2 separate regions of the Homo sapiens genome follow, and region 2 is linked to region 1. A link is a contact called in ENCODE Hi-C or POLR2A ChIA-PET data. All regions are on one chromosome and are shown on one strand. The core of a region is the stretch at or near the end of the contact, and the rest is flanking DNA. Distances in the headings are between cores, read along the strand shown. Region 1 overlaps GM2A (ganglioside GM2 activator). Region 2 overlaps FAT2 (FAT atypical cadherin 2).

Region 1 (6,594 bases), core at 1,062-3,561:
TGATCATTCCCCTGTCTCAATCCATGGATTTCCTGAGTCTTGTTCTCCTCATCTGTAAGATGGGTGTGATGGTGCCAACGTGCATCTCGGGGAGTTGTCGGTGAAGGGAAATGCATTCATTGATGGAAAATTTCTAAAATCAGAAACAAATAAAGCCATATAAATCTGTGGGCTTGGCCTCACTCTGCCCCCGAGGCAGAAAGTCTGTTTTGCTTGTTGAATGAAGGAACGTGGACCTTTTGACTTCATTTGCCTGGAGAATTTATACCTTGTTCCTGAATGTTGGCTGAGAATGCTTCTCTTGGCTCCAGGGCTGGCCGCTATGAGGTGGAGTCTGGCTAGAGGCTGCTAGCTCACCCTACAAACTTGTTGTATATGCTGTGGGTATGGATGCCATCTCAGACTAGGTCTTAGATTGGCAGTTTTGAAGAGGCCCTGAGACATTATAAAGGTCACTCAAAATCACACAGCACCTACATCTTCTTGGGGCTCATGTGATTCAGAGCCCTGACCTTGAGTCCCTGGGCCAGATAAAGATGGGGGTGGGGGGTGACAGTGAATGAACATCAGGAAACCTGAATTTCAGTTCCTCTTCTAGCATAACTGATCTTGTGACTACAGGCTGTGATGGGTGTTAGATAACAGGGGAGGATATCTAGCCCCATGCTAGTCATATAGTAGGTGCTTAATAGACTCTATAGTGCTGTATAGTGGCTGTCATTTGTTGTACCCATACTATGTGCTATGTACTGGGCTATGTGCTTTTTTCCTAAAAAAAAATTTGGAATAATTTTAGGTTTATAGAATAGTTGCAGCAGGGCGTGGTGGTTCACCCCTATAATCCAGCACTGTGGGAGACCAAGGCAGGCAAATCACTTGAGGCCAGGAGTTTGAGACCAACCTGAACCTGGCCAACATGGTGAAACCCTGTCCATACTAAAAATACAAAAATTAGCCAGGCATGGTGGCGTACACCTGTAGTCCCAGCTACTTGGGAGGCTGAGGCAGGAGAAATCACTTGAACCTAGGAGGCAGAGGTTGCAGTGAGCTGAGATCACGCTGCTGCACTCCAGCCTGGATGACAGAGTGAGACTCTGTCTCAAGAAAAAAAAAAAAAAAAGAAAAGTTACAGAGATAATATAGAGTTTCTATATACTCCTGACTCAGTTTTCCCTGTTAGCATCTTATATGTACATATCTCCAACACTAAGAAACCAACATTAGTACATTACTGTTAACTGAATTCTAGACTTTATTTGGATTTCACCAGTTTTCCCATTAATGCCCTCTTTCTGAGCCAGGATCCAATCCAGGGTACTGCACTGCCATTGTTGTCATGACACATATAATTGTAGTCCCCCCTCTCCTCCAGCCTATGACAGCTTCTTAGTCTTTCCTTGTTTATTCATGAGCTTGGCAGTCTTGAGGAGTTGTGCCCTGTGCTTTCTGTATACAAACATCTTACCCTCACAATAGCCCTGTGAGAAGATATCATTATGTCCACATAATAAATGAGGAAATTTTGAACCCCTAGGGGGTTAACTTACCCATGGTCTTAGCTAGTAAGACTGGCTGAGCTGGGTTTTAACTCATACCTGTAGTACCCATATCTCTGCCTCCAGAGCTGTGCCTTTCCCCTCCGTCTTGTACCACCCCTTCCCACTAGTTGGCCTAGGCTGGAATGGCAGATATCTGGTGACCAGCCTGGCCTTGGTGGGCACTGCTAATCCATTACACCTCCCTTCCCTGATGAGCCTGGACTCAGCAGCAGAATTTGTCACTACAGAGACAGCTAGCCGGGCATTACCCTCAGGAAGCCATCTTGTTACGTCTCCCCCAGGGCCTGGGGAAAGAAGAGCTTAGGAGAGGGGAAGGGATTCTTCTCCGGTAGGTACTCTGGATACCCTACCCCCACCCCCAGCCCAGAATCAATTCTCTGTGTGGATCAGGCTGCCTTAGAATCTATGAAAACAGCCCCACCCAGAAAACTAGTCCTGCTCCTATGTTGCCCTCCAGCCTGACTCTTAATTCCAGGCAATCTTTCCCTTGACCACTTTCAGTCTGTTCACAACCACAAATCACAGTGTAGTACTGTCCTTCAGTGGGGTTCCACTGCCCCTATAGTAAATGCAACCTCCCGATTATAGCTTGTGGGGTCCTGCATTAAATGACCCTGCTACCCCTCCAACCTCATCTGGGTCCCTCATCTACTACATTTAGCCCATGGCCTTCTCCCAGTGCCTGGAGCAGCCAAGCTTCTTTGTGCCTCGGGGCCTTTGCCTGAGTTCCCTCGGCCTGCACTTACATGTCTGACTCCGCATCCTGCAAGAGCCCGGCTTAAGTATCACTTCCCCACCACCCTATGTAAGTGAGTCCTTTGTTGCTGTCAGCATTACCTTCTGCTCTTTTCCTTTGTGGCACTCACAAATCATAGTGGGTGATATTTATTTGCATTAGACGGTAAGCTCCTCAAGGCAGGGCAGGAGCCAGGTCTGATTGTTTACCACTCTTGCCACAGCACTTAGCCCAGGGCCTATCATCATTGCTCCATAAATATTTGTGGAATGAATGTTGAAGGAAACATTTAGTGGCAACTATCCTGTCCTGCCTTTCTTAGTCATGACATGACCTTTCATTCCAAGGGGTAGGAACCCATTCCTAAAAGCTCAGGTAAAGGGGAAGTTTATTACAGAGCTGCAAGACATCCCATGGAGCTGCCGGCAGGAAGCGGAGGCTAGGACGCTAATGGCTCCTTTAGTGAGCCGGCTCCCGTGTTGTGCCTGGCATTGGGTTATGAGCTTTACATACACGCTCTCGCCCTTGCAACATCCTGGAGAGGAAGGTAGAAATGCCTCCAGTTAAAAGATGTGGAAATTTAGACTCCAAAGGGGAAACTGGCCTATAAAATCACATGGTAAGTGTGGCAGAGCTATGATTTCCACCCAGGGCTGTTTGGCTAAAGCTGTCATTCACCCATGTCTCTCCAAAGCCATGCCCTTCACTGCTACTCCATACTGCTTTTATAGATAGGGAAGTGGGACTTGATCTGTTCCCTTTTCCACAGACCAACAGAGCCCTTAGCCCTTAGCCCTAACTTCTGCTTGGTCATGGATCACAGATCTAGATGGTCTGGCCTCAACCCAAAACTTAGGATCCAGTGACAGCACAAAACCCCCATATCCCCAGCCTTTTATACCTTAATTCCAAAATTGGGCAGAGAGAATCTGTCAGCCTAGCTGGGGTTAGGTGATCCCTCTTGAAAGAGTCAGTGATGGGAGTGTTGAAGGTGGGCATCAGCTTGGGGGTGTGGGACTGGCAGGTTTTCTCTCTGAGACAGGGTGTGGATGGAGGGCATGCCAACAGTCTCTCATAGGTGGCCTCCAGGGGGCTGGGAGAGGTGAGAGTGGGTGGGCAGAGAGTCTTCACAGTGTGGGAGGTGTTCAAGATCATCAGACAGGGTCTGTTGGAGTGCGGAGTGGTGGTCACATGCAGTCACATGCAGATGTAGTGGTGGTGGAATCAGGAGACCTGGGGGATGTGGAGGAGGAACAGGAGCAGCTCAGCACAGGGGTGGTGAGTGATCCAAGTGGGCATGTGGCATGAGAAGAGGGATGGGAAGAAGACACTGGTTAGGACTGGGGAAGTCCACTGGGGATTATTCATCAGCAAGTGATCCACTGGGGATCTTTTCATGAGTGTCCTATTCCTTTCTGAGTTAATCACCTGCCCCTTGAGAGTGGGATTTCAGATGCTGTTAGATTTCCCATTGTGTTTTGTGTTTCCCATTGTTCCTGGCTCTGGGTTGGGCACGGGGTGTGACATGAACAAGGTCCTGGGTGTGGGCTGCAGAGGTGAATCCTCCAGGAGCTTGCCCTCTGCTGGGATTCCAAGGCTGGCTGGAGAGGAGTGGGCAGCAGGGAGGTGGGAAGTCAGAGAAGGTGCCCACCAAAGGCCAATTAGGTCAGTCTCCTGTTTGGAAGTTCCAGGTCTATCATATCCTGCCTTATAGTTTACAATACACTTTTGGGAGATTATGTCTTTTGAGTCTTTTAGTTTAGTCCTGCCTATAAAATGAGTAGGATAAGTGTTATCCCAGCTTCATAGGTATGGAGTCTCATAGATGAGGCTCAGGGACGGGGGTGCCTCACCCAAGGTCACTCTGCCAGGAGCTCATTTTTCCTGTGATCTGTGATAGTTTCTTTTGTCAACCTTTTTCTTCTTCTCCTTCCTTGCTGCCTGATTGTCCCCAGCCATCCCAGCTCAGTAGCTTTTCCTGGGATAACTGTGATGAAGGGAAGGACCCTGCGGTGATCAGAAGCCTGACTCTGGAGCCTGACCCCATCATCGTTCCTGGAAATGTGACCCTCAGTGTCATGGGCAGCACCAGTGTCCCCCTGAGTTCTCCTCTGAAGGTGAGCCTGGGGGTGGGTGGAGAAGGGGAGGTGCGAGGGTCTGGCCAGCAGGGGTACTGGGGCATGTATGCTTGGGGAACTGTGAAGAATTTCAGAATCCTGGATTCCCAGAGAATAGTACAGGACATGTAGATTCAGACACTCTTTCACAGGTTCATGGAATCTCAGGATCATAAGATTGAAAGGAATCTCTGATGTCAGCGCCAGCAACTTCCTGGTGAGGGCAGGAGTGACGGATACCTTGCACCTGGCAGAAGCGTCCTGGCCTTCTCTGGGCCTGGTGGCCAACTGCTCATTATTGTCTGACAGCTCTGGTTGGCCAATTTGGTTTTGTTGTTAATTATAAAATTGATATACCAATTAGCCAGTAATATATAGTCACTTTAGAAAACACAAGTGGTCAAAAAATAAATAAAATAGGCCAGGTGTGGTGGCTCATGCCTGTAATCCCAACACTTTGGGAGGCTGAGGTGGGTGGATCTTTTGAGGTCAGGAGTTTGAGACCAGCCTGGCCAACATAGTGAAACCCCATCTCTACTAAAAGTACAAAAATTAGCTGGGCGTGGTGGCATGTGCCTGTAATCCTAGCTACTCAGGAGGCTGAGGTAGGAGAATTGCTGGAACCCAAGAGGCAGAGGTTGCAGAAAGCCAGGATCGCACCACTGCACTCCAGCCTGGGTGACAGAGTGAAACTCTGTCCCAAAATAAATAAATAAATAAAATAAATCACTTGAAATCTCACTACCTAGTGATAAGGGATAAGCACTTTTAACATCTTATAGGATATTCTTTGCAACTTTCCCCCATACAATTACATACATAACACACATATTTATTTTTAATGGATATGTATGATAATAGGCAGTGCTCATTGTAAATGTCCTCCAGTAATCTAAATCCTAGAGATAGTCAGTGTTTGCTCTTTATATATCCCATCAGAATTTTTATGTGTTTGTAAATATATACACACTTATACTCATGGGATTATATGATATGTGCTATTATACTTGCTATTTTTTTTGCCTCATACTATATGTCCATATCTTTCCAAGGATTAGGTGGCTCTACTTATTCAATTTTTTTTTATCCAATCATTATTTTATTATTTTAATGTATTGTAATTTTAGAGACAGTGTGTCACTCTGTTGCTCAGGCTGGAGTGCAGTAGTGTGATCATGGCTTACTGCAGCCTTGACCTCCTGGGCTTAAGGGATCCTCCCACCTCAGCCTCCTGAGTAGCTGGGACCACAGGTTCATGTCACCATGCTTACCTAATTTTTTTATTTTTTATGGAGACGGAGCCTCCCTGTGTTGCCCAGGCTGGTCTCAAACTCCTGAGTTCAAGCAATCCTCCTGCCTCAGACTCTCAAAATGTTGGGATTATAGGCGTGAGCCACCTTGCTCAGCCCACCCAATCATTTTTAATGGCAGAAATATTCTGATGTGGATCTTTCATAATTTATATAACAAGTCTATTGTTGAACATTTAGTTTGTTTCCAGGGTAGTTTTTATTTGTTTGTTTGTTTATTTGTTTGTTTTGAGACAGGTTCTTACTCTGTTGCCTAGGCTGGAGTGCAGTAGCGCAATCTCAGCTCCCTGCAACCTCCACTTCCCGGGTTCAAGCGATTCTCCTGTCTCAGCCTCCCAAAGTGCTGGGATTACAGGCACCTGCCATTGCGCCCCACTAATTTTTGTATTTTTAGTAGAGATGGGGTTTCACCATGTTGGCCAGGCTGGTCTTGAACTCCTGACCTCAGGCAATGTGCCTGCCTCGGCCTCCCAAAGTGCTGGGATTACAGACACCTGCCACCATGCCCAGCTACTTTTTGTATTTTTAGTAGAGATGGGGTTTCACCATGTTATCCAGGCTGGTCTTGAACTCCTGACCTCAGGCAATCCACCTGCCTCAGCCTCCCAAAGTGCTGGGATTATAGGCTTGAGCCACTGTACCTGGCCAGAGGGTTTTTTTTGTTTGTTTGTTTTTTGTTTTGCTGTAGTAACCACCTTTGTAGAAATTATTCTTATAGTACATCTTTTTATAATTTTCTGATTCTCTAGATACACACTTTTTAGGTCTTTTGATACATTTTGCCAAAGTGCCTCCCAATGTTTGAATAAACCTGCATCATTCCTAGTGAGCGTAGATGTCTATTCATAAGTTTATTTGCCTTTTGTATTTAC
Region 2 (6,594 bases), core at 1,273-3,772, 310 kb after region 1:
CACATGAACCACAAGTGCAGCCAGGCTGCCAAACCCATTGCCCTCAGAGATTTTCCGCATGCGGTCCACAGCTAGCACCTGGAGCTCATGCTTTCCTCGCCAGGTGACGTTAAGCTTCCCAGCCACAGTGACCACACCGCTGGTGGGATGGATGGCAAACATCTCTGACCTTGTGTTAAAGGCATAATAGAACTCAGCATTCTGGCCTAGATCAGCATCTGTGGCAGTCACCTTGCAGATGGGGCTCTTCAGGGGCATGTCCTCAGAGATGGTGACTCTGTACGAAGGTGGAGAGAAGAGAGGCTTCAGGTCATTCTGGTCCAGGATGTGGACCACCACACGGGTCAAAGCTTCCAACTCCAAGGTCTTCTCTGTGGCTTGGATGATGAGGGTGTAGCTGTCTCGCACCTCTCTGTTCAGAAGAGCTGTGTTGCTGCTCTTTGTCCTTATTCTTAGGAAGCAGAAGTTGCCCACCACATACTCCTCAGTTTTAAATACATTGGCCACATCCCCAGAGATGATCCGGTACCTCACTGCCCACTGTGGCTCCGCGAGGTAGATGCCCATTTTCTCGAAGCTCTCCACATAGGTCTTGGGAGAAGAATTTTCATAGATGGTGGCATTGTAATGGGAGTGTGTGAAGTGCCAAGCAGAGGAGGAGAGAATCCCTTCTAGAGGCTTCTCACAGGTCGCACAATGGAGCAAGAATATGGCAAAACCCAGCAGGGCAATAGTCATGGTGGAAAACTCCCGAAACCCTGGGCAGAAAATAAAAGACAGGGTGCAAGTTAGGGGGAAAAAATGGTTTCTACTGCTGTGATTCTTAACTGGAGGTGATTTTGACCCTCAAGGGACACTTGGCAATGTCTGAAGATACTTTTGGCTGACCCAGCTTGGGAGTGGTGGTGCTAATGGCATCTGGCAGGTAGAGGCTGGGGATACTGCTAAACAACCTACAATGCATAGGACAGTGCCTTTGTGTGAGTCAGTTCTCACACTGAGAATAAAGACATACCTGAGACTGGGTAATTTATAAAGGAATGAGGTTTAATGGACTCACCGTTCCACATGACTGGGGAGGCCCCATAATCATGGCAGAAGGCAAAGGAAAAGCAAAGTCATATCTTACTTGGCAGCAGGCAAGAGCGCGTAGGCAGGGGAACTCCCCTTTGTAAAACCATCAGATCTCATGAGACTTATTCACTATCACGAGAACAGCATGAGAAAAACACACCCCCATGATTCAATTACCTCCCACTGGATCCCTCCCATGATACAGGGGGATTATGGGAGCCACAATTCAAGATGAGATTTGGGTGGGAACACAGCCAAACCATATCAGCCCTGCAACAGAATTATCCAGCCCCAATGTCAATAGTGCCATGGTTGAGAAACCCCGTGGCTGAAGAATAGCAGACTAGTTCAAAATGCTCTCTCAAAGACACTCAGCAGCTAGAACACAGTCCTGAACTCTTACTCTTTTTTCCCAAAAACTTTCTGTGACTCCTTGGGCGATGGTGAGATAGTCCCAACTCTTAGCCAGGAACCAAGTTTAGCTATCTGGTTCTAAACTACTATTCTCTCTCCTTCCTACAAGGCCTTTCCACTGGGGCTGAGCTCTAGCCAAACTGAGCTGTTTCCGCACATGCAGAGGCTGCAGGAAAGCAAAGTGACCAAGATCCCAGGCGTGGCATCAGGCTGCCTGGCTGTCAGCCCTGCCTCTGTCATTTGCTAGGTAGGTGACTTTTAGAGCAAGTTATTTAACCTCATGAGCCTTCATTTCACCTTCTGTAGAATAAGGATAAGAAAATCATCAATCTCTTAGGATTGTTGTGAAAATTCAGTGAAATAATAAAGGTAAATGACTTATCAGAGTGCCTAGTTTATTGTCAGTTCTAATTTAATGTCAGCCATTATTGATAATAGGAAACTAAGGTTCATAAAAGGAAGGGAGCTGCCCAGGGCCTTATAGCTAGTGGGAGCTCCTTGCACAGACCAGGGTTGCCTCCTTGCCCCAGTCCTATTTATACCTGTTTCACCACATGTCCCTTATAGACAGGGCATGACTCTGACTCATCATGTAACCTGGAACATGAAAACTCCCAGGCTCCTGGAATGTCTGAGTTGAAATGGACATTAGAGATGATGGGCTTCTGTCCCTGCTTTTCATCATAGATGAGTATAGATGGGGAAATAGAGCCCCAGAGTCGAGATCAGTCAAGCTCCAAGTCACACAGTGTGTGGCCGGGTAAGAACTAGTCCCTGGGAGTTAGTTCTTGTTGAACTGATCATGAATAAATGCTTCGCCTCTCTTAGACCCTTGCTGTTTCCCACAGAGCCCATCCCCGAACTCCAGCCTGGGTGAAAATGTGAGACTCACCAGGGCCAAGGATGGGGCAAGGGGCAGGAGGAGCGGGGCAGGGTTTGGCAGGGCCATGTGTAGGTCTGGTGCACCAGGCTGATGCCTGGCTTGCCCCTGGGAGCCTTGATTCCTAGGAGCTTCATGGCTGCCAGCCAGATGCGCTGGAGCATTCTTGGATGAAACTGGCCAGACCTGATTTTCCAGTTGCCTTGCTCTTCAAAGCCAAGGAAGAGTTAAACTTCCAAGGCAAAGGGGGAAGGAGAGGCTTGGAGCCCCGTCTTGCCAGAGTCCTGTGTGAACTGGGCACAGGGTTCCCCAAGATCATGCTGACAGCATTCCGAGATAAGAGGCAGGAATAGAAAAGTCTGCCTAAATCGGGGTCTGAAGGCCTGTGACAGAAAATAATTTCAATATGTCCCACCCTTCGAGCTTCCCTACCACCCGCCTCCCAACTCCTGAGATTCTGTTGGTGGTGCCCTAAGCTTAGGCACCTCAGAAAAGAGAGGGCAGGAAGGTGGCAGATTCTTCATTCGAGGTCTGAAAGTTAGTGGCAGAAAGAGCTGCTGTACGTTTCCCGCCCTGCCTGCCCACTACTGTCCTTCCATGCTTAGAGCTGCAGCCCATAGTGGGGCCAGCCCCAGGCAAAAGCCACACTCACCCTACCCCTGACCCAGCCCCCACAAGCAGAAGGGGACGCCTGAGTCATTCAGCCCCCAACCCATGCAGGATGGCATTGCTTTTGAAGTTGAAACCCCAAGGGAAAGTGAGTCCTCACCCCAGTCCCAGGTCCACTGGCTCCACAGCTCTGTGAGCCCAGGGTGCACGCAGCCTCCCAGCCCTGCCTGCCCTGCTGTGTGGAGAGCTTCCTGTTCACCAGGTCAGCACCCGTGTTGGGCAGGCCCCAGCAAGATACTCTGCTCGATGGCTGCACCGGTGCCTTGCAATGCAGGCGCCGTTAAGATGAGCTGTAGGGAAGGGGAAGGGGAGGGATCTCCCTGGAGGAGGATAAAATGCAGAGAGAATGCACCCTTGGATGGTGGCTTGGTGCCCATGACCTGCCCAGGCTGTAGGACCTGCACACCTGGGGAGTAGTTTGCTGAGGGAGGGAACAGTGTCTGCACAGCTGTTTCCTGGCCCCAGGTTTAGATGAGTGAACAAGCTTGCAGGGCGCAGAAGCATGTTAGGCTCCTTGTACTACCTTCCTAGTTCACAACACCCAGGGACCACTATTTTAAAACATCTTGTGTAAACGTACATCAATTCATATGACTTCCCTGCTTAACACTTTCCAGTGGCTTCCCATAGCACTTAGATTAAAATAGAAACTCCTTGCCCTGGCCTAGAAGGCTCTGCACCTCCTGGGCCCATGCTACTTCTCCAGTTCACAAGCTGCAGCCACACAAAACCCAGACCTGCCTCGGGGCCTTTGCACTTACTGCTTCCCTTAAGATTCTCACATGAATAATTCCTTCTTGTCATTCAGTTTTCAGCTTAAATGTCACCTCCTGAGCTCCTGTTTGGAGTAGACTTCCTGTCAATTCCCCTCTTTATCACTTTGCCCTATTTTCTTCATGACATATATCACTACCCAATATTTTCTTGTTTATTTGTTTAATGACTGTCTTCTTGGACTCCATGAAGAGAGGAGCTCTGTGTATCTTATTCACAGATGAATTCCCTAGTGCCTAGAACAGTGCCTGGTATAGAACCAGGCTCAATCAATACTAGTTGAGAAATGGAAGAATCTAGACTTAGGAAACACAATGACAGAATGAACGCTGAAAGAGCCTTTCATGATCATTCCTTCCTTTTGGAAGCTGGAAAATAAAGTCCCAAAGAAAGAAAGAGACTTGCCCAAAGTCACAGGGTGAGAATTAGAGCCAGGTTCTTTCCTCCTGACTGTGCTTCTGGAAAGAGCTGTGGTCACTTATGAATCTGACTGTTTGATTTCAAATCACAGCTCTACCACTTGCTACCTGTTCAACCTTAGAAAGTTACTCAATATTCCTGAACCTCAGCTTTTTCATCTGTGAGAGAGGGCTCTTAAGAGTACTGCATTCATATTCATAGGGTTTTATGGAGACTACATAAGATCGTGCACGTTAATGTACTCAGCACAGTGCCTGGTATGTAGACAAAACTCAAGACATATTCGTTATTAGATTTTAATGCCAAGGCAGAATCAAAGCCTGGGCTGGGTTGAGGGTGGGGTCCGCTGAAGCCTCTGGAGAAGGTCCAGCCTGTGCCCCAACACAGCAGGAAGCCACTGGTCTCTGGTCGAGTCTAAGCTTGCTGGCCTAGCCACAGACTGTTCCGGGAAGCTGCGAGCAGGCACTTGTCTGGGGTGGGGCCTCATGCTCCTTGGCTCCTCAGGCCCAGAAAGAGACCTGCATCTGAGTGAATGTGCACATTTACAAGAGGGCACACATGCATACTCAGTAGTCAATTTTTTGAATAATTGTGTGGGTACATTAGTTCTGTGTCTACCTGGCCATGAATGGACCCTTTTAGGATATATGTATGAACCAACTCTGCCTCCATGTAACTCCCAGCCCCATTTCAAAGATGTGGAAGGCAGGAGAAGGTGGCTAACAACACACAGGCTCTGGCTGTGTGACCTTGGGCAAATGGCTTGCCTTCTCTGATCCTTAGTTTCCCTACTTCTGCAGGTCGTTTCAAGAATGAAAGTTAGTTAATGCACATAAGTGCCGAGCACAATACGTGATATAGTTTTCAACAAATATTACCTAGTAATACAACTGTTTAGTACCTGGCTTATACTATTAACTGTTGAGTTTGTGGATAATAAAAACTTTCAGGCCAGGCGCAGTGGCTCATGCCTGTGATCTCAGGACTTTGGGAGGCCAAGCGGGGCAGATCACAAGGTCGGGAGATGAAGACCATCCTGGCCAACATGGTGAAACTCCGTCTCTACTAAAAATACAAAAATTAGCTGGGCGCAGTGGCATGTGCCTATAATCCTAGCTACTCGGGAGGCTGAGGCAGGAGAATCGCTTGAACCAGGGAGTTGGAGGTTGCAGTGAGCCGAGATCGCGCCACTGCACTCCAGCCTGGCAACAGAGCAGGACTCCATCTCAAAATAAAACAAAACAAAAAAGACTTTCAGACAAATTATTCCGTCATCCCTGATCTATGCTTGTGCAGGCTAATTTTCTGCAACTTAGTGCTGTAGGGCTTTATAGAGGCTGTGATTCAGTTCACCCTGTGTTTCAGCTCTCTACTCCAGCTTCTCAGGATCTTGATTCCGACATTCAGAAACCTGATAGTTGTAACATTCATGTCTTTGTCCAACTCATTGATAAAAGTTTGAACGTGGAGGGCTCCTCATCACTGGGGGAATCCAAGCAGAATCTGGGTGGCCACCTGAGGAGCATATTCTACTGTAGGAGGATATTTGTCCTTGGGGGAGATAAGAAGCATTCTGAAGTCCCTTCCAACTCATACGGGCATGGTTCTTTGGCCTGTGCATGCCTATGGTCTCTATCAGACCCTAAACGAGCCCCCCAATGGCAGCGAAGGGATTTCCTCTCTGTGGATCAGGGTTATACACCTGCCAATGCTTGTTTGAGAGTCAGTGTAATAAGCTGATCCCTGACCTGGGTTCTGGGAGGCTGAGACCTAAAGTCACTCATTCTCTGTCTGTTCTTGGTCAAGTAAGTCACCTAAGCCCCGTGGACCTTTTTTCTCATCTGTAAATAATGTGTGTGCATATAGAGGGAAGGACTGTAATGGATGGGTGATTCCAAACCCCTCTAATTGTCCCACCCCTCTGCCCCAGGTGTTCAGTGCTAAGACTGGCTCTTGTGGCTCTCAAGAAAGAATCCTAAACATATTCTGTTTATGAAAAACCTTAAAGAGGTGAGATAAATAAATTAAGAGGGACTGTGCTTTGAACCAGAATAAAAATTGTAAATGAAAGAATGGTGACATTCTAGGTATCTGCTAGTCAAGTCTTAGCCACTGAAATAATTTCTCTTCTTAGTAGTAGGGAGTGATTGATGGTTTTTGAGAAGAAGCAGAACCAGGACAGGGCTACATCATTGGGATGAGTAATCTAACATTAGACCAAAAAAGGGATTTTCGCATTCAAGTCTCCCACTCTGGTGTGGATAGGGCTTGAACACCAGCTCTATTGGTTTAAGACAACTGGAATTCACTGAGGGTAGAGAGACTTAATCTACTTCCAAGAAACTTGGATGAACATGTGAGTC

The links. A loop is a pair of places that touch in the nucleus more often than their neighbours do. ChIA-PET counts read pairs that join two places held with the same protein, here RNA polymerase II (POLR2A). Pooled maps may share reads with other maps.
Region 2: a pooled map shows a loop between it and region 1 (2.3-fold over the local background). The contact joins two enhancer-like sites. A Hi-C loop is called at or near these places in 1 of 50 pooled maps. POLR2A ChIA-PET finds 5 or more read pairs at or near these places in 3 of 52 experiments (MCF 10A, WTC11 and activated B cell).

What each region holds. Positions count from the first base shown.
Region 1 is chr5:151,255,505-151,262,098 of GRCh38, forward strand. GM2A (ganglioside GM2 activator) reads left to right here. Exons shown (of 4, transcript NM_000405.5): 2 at 4,251-4,412. Among named protein-coding and RNA genes, the nearest start is that of GM2A, 5.6 kb to the left of the region's middle. RefSeq lists an enhancer at 746-885. Within about 2 kb of position 2,312, at least 12 of the 41 ENCODE cell types and tissues checked have a DNase peak (open chromatin) inside an H3K27ac peak, as active enhancers do.
Region 2 is chr5:151,568,194-151,574,787 of GRCh38, forward strand. FAT2 (FAT atypical cadherin 2) reads right to left here. Exons shown (of 24, transcript NM_001447.3): 2 at 1-758. The coding sequence starts at 738. Among named protein-coding and RNA genes, the nearest start is that of FAT2, 20 kb to the right of the region's middle. RefSeq lists enhancers at 1,190-1,279, 3,176-3,688. Within about 2 kb of position 2,523, at least 4 of the 41 ENCODE cell types and tissues checked have a DNase peak (open chromatin) inside an H3K27ac peak, as active enhancers do.